Linked DNA regions of Homo sapiens: region 2 is linked to region 1. The links are chromatin contacts, found by Hi-C or POLR2A ChIA-PET in ENCODE. All regions are on one chromosome and are shown on one strand. The core of a region is the stretch at or near the end of the contact, and the rest is flanking DNA. Distances in the headings are between cores, read along the strand shown. Region 1 overlaps CALCRL (calcitonin receptor like receptor). Region 2 holds the start of CALCRL (calcitonin receptor like receptor).

What was found. A loop is a pair of places that touch in the nucleus more often than their neighbours do. ChIA-PET counts read pairs that join two places held with the same protein, here RNA polymerase II (POLR2A). Pooled maps may share reads with other maps.
Region 2: a map of endothelial cell of umbilical vein shows a loop between it and region 1 (7-fold over the local background). The contact joins the promoter of CALCRL here to the enhancer-like site in region 1. A Hi-C loop is called at or near these places in 11 of 168 maps with a recorded cell type or tissue (MCF 10A, Right ventricle myocardium inferior, endothelial cell of umbilical vein and 3 more), 3 of 37 single-sample maps with no recorded cell type and 9 of 50 pooled maps. POLR2A ChIA-PET finds 5 or more read pairs at or near these places in 4 of 52 experiments (GM12878, OCI-LY7, activated T-cell and 1 more).

Annotation. Positions count from the first base shown.
Region 1 is chr2:187,402,535-187,405,617 of GRCh38, reverse strand. The region is part of intron 1 of CALCRL (calcitonin receptor like receptor); the gene reads left to right. All of the region lies in intron 2 of CALCRL-AS1 (CALCRL and TFPI antisense RNA 1), which reads right to left. Among named protein-coding and RNA genes, the nearest start is that of CALCRL, 44 kb to the left of the region's middle. RefSeq lists silencers at 1-130, 870-1,070. Within about 2 kb of position 1,502, at least 2 of the 41 ENCODE cell types and tissues checked have a DNase peak (open chromatin) inside an H3K27ac peak, as active enhancers do; they include endothelial cell of umbilical vein, where a contact is called at or near this core.
Region 2 is chr2:187,446,972-187,450,186 of GRCh38, reverse strand. It overlaps CALCRL (calcitonin receptor like receptor), which reads left to right and starts at 1,935. Exons shown (of 15, transcript NM_005795.6): 1 at 1,935-2,148. All of the region lies in intron 2 of CALCRL-AS1 (CALCRL and TFPI antisense RNA 1), which reads right to left.

The DNA of each region.
Region 1 (3,083 bases), core at 253-2,752:
GTAATAATGCAAATACACAAGTCATTTTAGAGTCTGTGTTTGTGACAAGACATAAATGTCTTCACCTCCTTAACAATACTGTCCTCGGGATGATGAGAAAAGATGAGACTTTAACACTGGTGTTTATTACCACTCTTAGAAGGGAAGGTTAATATATATTTAAAAGGTACTCCGTAACAAAGCAGAGTGTTATGCATACAGAGACAATTAGTATTGGTGAGAAAACAAGTGATTTTGGAGACAGTGCCCATCCTTATTCACGCTAAAATATGTTAAAATCCTACCATGTGTTCATGAGCTCACAAAGCCTCCTTTACAGAAAGCTGGGAAAGTTGGCATTGTTAAATGTTCACATATAATTTTACTCAAAATTATAAGTCTTCTAACTGAGGCCAATTAAACCAAACCAAGACATTCCATTTCTGCTGCAGGGGAGAGACCACCACTTACTTAGCAGTTATCACTTCCTAGTCCTTGTGATATGGAATTGTGTGGGTTATTACATTTAACCCCCACAATATACTTATGAGACATGTATTTCCCCATCTTAGAGCTACAGAAGGTAAAGCTTACAGGTTAGGTTTCTGCCTGCATTCCAGTTAGGAAATACTGCAGTTCCACAGCTGGTATCCAAACCCTAGTATCCAAACTCAGAGTCGCTCCGTGTGAAACCTGTGCTCTCTGCCCTGTGTCTCGCTTCCTACTGCTCTATCTTTTTTTTCCTCTGGTACAAGTCCCTACTGCTATTATTTTTCATTGTTGTTATCTGCTGTCTAAAGCAGCATACTATTCAGATACCCATACTGACTCCTGCTCCAGAAAGCCTCATTCATGTGAGTTTTCTAGCCATAGCCTCCACCAGTGTCCATCAGATGCTGTTTCTTTTTTACTTACTTTCGTCGTCTTTTTTTTTTCTTTTGAGATTGCCATTGTTATTGCAGCTCAGAAAGAATTTAGTAAGGAAACTCCTCACTGGAAAGACAGACACACACGGTAAACTACGAGCCAAGCTGCAGTTTGAGAAAAATACTCCAGCAGTGCATGGGATTCATTTTGAAATGACCAAGATAGACCCCAGGATGTTATGGTTGTGTTTTCTACAAAAAAAAAAAATAAATAAAAGTGTTTATAAGATACCTAGGGAACCATTTCATATCATTAATTTTTTAGATGATTTGAACTTTTATAAAAAACTTTATTTTCTGTAGTGACATTTTTCTCTTTGTTAGGAAAACAAAATCTTACTTTGGTGGACAGATTTTTCACTAGATGTTTTTATTTAATAGAGTAACTTTTTAAGACACTATTGCTTCTTTAGTTTCTTCAGGGTATTTTATATTTTGATAAAAATGCACCATCTTAAGATTCGGTGAGGGAGGGACAGTCACATTAGGAAAATGTTTCGCTGTTGTTGTTAAGGTCTATTAAACTCTGTCAAGCATGACGGGGCATTTTTTTTTAACACATCCTGGTCCAGTTAAGGGTGCAAATCAGAAAAAGTGCTTGGCACAACAATTTAGCAGGAAAGAAAGCTATTTTAAAAGTCTTTTGGGAACATGTTTGTGAAACAGGAAAAAACATACAATTGAGTTGATAATAGCACTTGGTAAAGGTTAGGCTCACTGAAATGGATTTGCCATCTTTTTTCACAGGGAACGTGTTGTTCTTAAGCGGCAGTTCTCACTTAAGCACAGCTTAATTCAGCAAGGATCTCCTTCCTGTGCAACTTCTTTTACACTGGAAGATCTATTTTTAAATTATAACCCAGACTTAGTCAGAGGAGTAAATGATTAAAAATAAGCTGCGTTTGGTATGTGTAAAATTACAGCAGTTCATGGTACTTTGTCTAGTAAATGACTGAAGTCACATTTCCAGGTTTCCACTTATTAATTTCCCCAGAGACCTCAAGCTTCTCACAGGCCTGTCCTTTTACCTCTAGTTACACAGCTGCACTCACTTCTGTACCCATGCCTTTGTACTTTTAGTTCCTTGTACCTAGCAAACTCTGCCCTTTATCCAGTTCACCTTGTTACTAACTTTGAATTCCTTAAACACGAATGTTTTGAAATATGTTATAATTCAATTCCAATACATGTTTTAGCACATACTGCCTTTCCAAACAAAATGTCACCTTTCTTTAACTGCAAATGTGTCCTATGACGATGGGCGTGAAACTTCTATTTCAAGGCCCTCCTTTGCTGATCTACAGAACTGTGCAGAAAAACCCTCCTGGACAATTTTTTCTTCAAGATGTGAGAACTGCACTCAGGTATTTCCCCACCACCCATTTTATTCTATGGTATTCTCTATAGTAGTGATTGGAACCCACTCAGATACCCATGATTGAATTTCAGGAATCCATTTACTTTACTTGCACTTGCCAAGCTCTCACATCCTTATACACGAAACCTTTTAAAATAACTCTTTTAAATATTTTTCTGCATCATACCAGTTTAAGGCTTCTGTAACAAATTGCCATAGACTTGGTGGGTAAAACAACAAACATTTATTTTTTACATTTCTGGAGCATGGAAGTCTGAAATTAGGGTGCCAGCATGGTTGGATTCTTGGTGAGGGCCCTCTTCCGGGTTGTATCTTCACATGGTCTCTCCTTGGTGCATGCAGAGAGAGATTGCCTATCTCTTTCTTTCTCTTTTCATAAGGATGTTAATCCCATCACTTCGTCTAAACCCAATTATCTCCCAAAAGCCCCACCTCCAAATACCATCATATTTCATGTTTCTAAAATGAAAATTTTGTCATATGGCTCTACTGCATAATTTTCCTACAATTATTATTCATTTTATGCAACAGCATTAGCAAATATATGGAATACATGCCATTCCTTCTCAGGATGCTGCCATGGCAGACATCGTTAATGACTCAGGAGACTCTTTCTGATTCACTGGACTAGATTAACTTTAACATTGCTCAGTGTAGCAGTTCTGGCTGCCACTACCAGCAAATCAGAGTAGATATTCAAAATGAAAATATCTATCCTAGAGCATTAAATCAAAACTCCTCAGTACAACAGAAAGTACCATTAATCTGCTTTTCTGTCTTACTGGAAAGCCTCATCTCTC
Region 2 (3,215 bases), core at 686-3,185, 44 kb before region 1:
TGGGAGGTTGAGGCAGGAGAATTGCTTGAACCCGGGAGGTGGAGGTTGCAGTGAGCTGAGATTGCGTCATTGCACTCCAGCCTGTGCAACAAGAGCAAAAACTCCATCAAGAAAGAAAGAAGGAAGGAAGGAAGGAAGGAAAGAAAGAAAAATGAATCTTTGGAAAGACGAAAATATCAATGCTTTTATAAACATATTGGGAAAAGTTTTAGTTTTCCATGATTTAATTAAATTCAAAAACTATATATTAATCTCTTTATAGGATTCATATATTACACTTAGCATGGAAGATGAGAAGACATGACCCATTATTACTTTCATATTAAATCTAGTATTTGTTTTTCTCTGAATTTCAAGATGGGAACATGAAGCCTAAAAAGCTTTGTCAAGATCACACCAGACAGTATCAGAACCGGTTCACCAGTGTAACTCAGTTTCTTACAAGTCTTTTCTATTAACCATAATTATAGAGATGAAAGTATATCTATTTTTTATATGTCTGTATTTTGTAATCAATATTGATCTCACTGGTCTTAAAATCAAAGATTGTATAAACATTTTCTTCCACTAATTCAGACAATAAAAATGTCAACATGAGCACCCTGCTTTAAAAACATGATATTCCTGAATTTATTTTGCCTTTACCTCCTTTGTCTGCCTACAAGGTGTATGGCACCTCATTTTATCCTGGAATTGCACTAACAATTTACTAAGAGTTGAATGATCCTCACCGTATCTTATCTATTTCAAAATGTTATGAAATTTGTCGATTCAAAGCCTTAGACATAAAATCTATCTCTTCTAGTTTATAGATGAGAAAATTTATGCCCTGATAAATTAAGTGACTTTTAGTGCTGTTTAGGTTATAGGGATTATAATTATTGCTTCATATCGAACATTTACCAAATTATAAAAATGATAAAAGCATTTTAAATTTACATTTTCCCCTGATCATATCCAATGATGTATTAAACATATTCAGGAAAAACTATGCTTTGAGATGAAATTTTGTCTAAGAAATAAAGTATCCTTTGTATTTATATTATTTTATAATATTATGTTTACAACATCTATATTTTCTTTAAGATTATATTGACTTACAAATATTGTGGTATAAATTATTTTATATTATAAATAACATAATTATACCAAATATTTTTAAATGTGTGCAATAATTTTAAAATTATGAATTATTCAAAAGGCTATTTTGTCAAATATATATACTTATATATTATAAAAGAAACACTCTATACACACACATACACAACCTGAATTTATAACACATACACTCATGTTCTTATGAAGAAGGTAAAGGAAAAAATAAAAGATTTAAAAACTGCAGGATAAAGTTTCTTGATCTAATTAACTGATTAGGAACTGCACTTAGGAACTGATGGAGGAACAGCACCCAATTAGCAGAGCTCCAAATTAAGAAGAGCCAAATCACAAAACCAGTTATGATGAATACAGTTAATTTTTTTTTCTGTGTTGTGCTATGAACACAGATTTGTTAGATTTTTTTTCCTGGATACTTTGTAAGCTATAATTCAACACACACACACACACACACACACACACACACACACACACGCCTAACTCCTTTGATTCTTTGAGCAGAATACTATATTCAGATTTCCTTCAAATCACAAGTAGCTTGTTTGGCAAGTTCTAACAGAACTCAGTCAAGGTGAAAGCCAGCCAGCTTTTTACTGGTAACAATGTATTCACACAGCCTATGATCTCTCTCTGTTCAGGCTGCTTCTTGCTCTTGTCTCACAATAAGAAAGGAGTGCTGCTTTCCTGGGGTATGCTATTTGAGAAAGAAAGTAACCTAACACTAACTGCAGGCGGGGTCAGAGTGATGTAACAGGAAGCTCTGATGTTTCCCTTCTGCTGCTGATCACTTACAATCTGACAACACTTACAATCTACTCAGAACAACCTCTCTCTCTCCAGCAGAGAGTGTCACCTCCTGCTTTAGGACCATCAAGCTCTGCTAACTGAATCTCATCCTAATTGCAGGATCACATTGCAAAGCTTTCACTCTTTCCCACCTTGCTTGTGGGTAAATCTCTTCTGCGGAATCTCAGAAAGTAAAGTTCCATCCTGAGAATATTTCACAAAGAATTTCCTTAAGAGCTGGACTGGGTAAGTGCACATTCAAAATAAATATATTTATTCTAAGTAGTATTCTCATATAGTTTGGCAATGTTTCTATTATAGAATTTAGTAGATAGCACTGAAATAATGTTGAAACATAGTCTCACTTATTTCACATGCTAGAGAAAATACAGCCTACTACCCCAACATGAATACAAAATCTAATACTACTAGATAATATTGTTTACCATGGTATTCTAGAAAATAAATTTAGCAAGTATTAAAAATCTAAATGGATTAAAAGACATATTTCTGAACAAATACCTTAATCACAGAACAATGTCTTTTAAAATTAGCTCTAATATTAGCTAAGCTTGAATCTTGACAACTGGAAAACATTTCTCCCCCCGGAAGGGTCTTTAAACTTTCCATGTTATCAGCTGTAAGAAAGAGGTGAAAGAATAACTACTTAATGGGTCTCGGAGTCTCACTTACTCTGTGGTTGATCATAATGCAGAGTTTTGAAAAGTAATCACTTTGTATTTATTACATTTGCTTTTATTTGCCTTTCACCTTTATTTACACATATATCTGTAACTACTGAACTAATTTTTGTGTTCATTGTTGCCAGATGTGTTTAAATCTCTCTTCTGCTAACCCTGAACTGTTTGCTCTTTATTTGGATCATGGTGTCGGCTACAAAGAAAAAAAAAAACCTAGAGTTTAGGAAATGTAGATTTTTAAAACAATTCTTAATTTTGAAATCTTTAAGAGAATACTTCAACTTGACTGGTTCCCCTCTGCAAGCTTTTGGAGGGGGGTGTGATACCACGATATCTGTGGATAAAGAAACGTGACAGCTTTCCCAAAGAAGTATATTAGACGATTAAACAAAGAAATTAAAGTATTTATTAAAAAAGAATTTCCAGGATGGAACTTACTGAAATGTTGGATAAAACATCTGTTAATGCTCATTCCGATAGTACAGACTGTCCTGAACAATTTAAGAAACTAATGTCTGCTTAATAAATTGTTTGTGTAGATATATCACAAATTTGTTGCTGGAGAAAGTTTGATGTCAAATTTTAAATGATGTTGATAGATATGATTTTTAA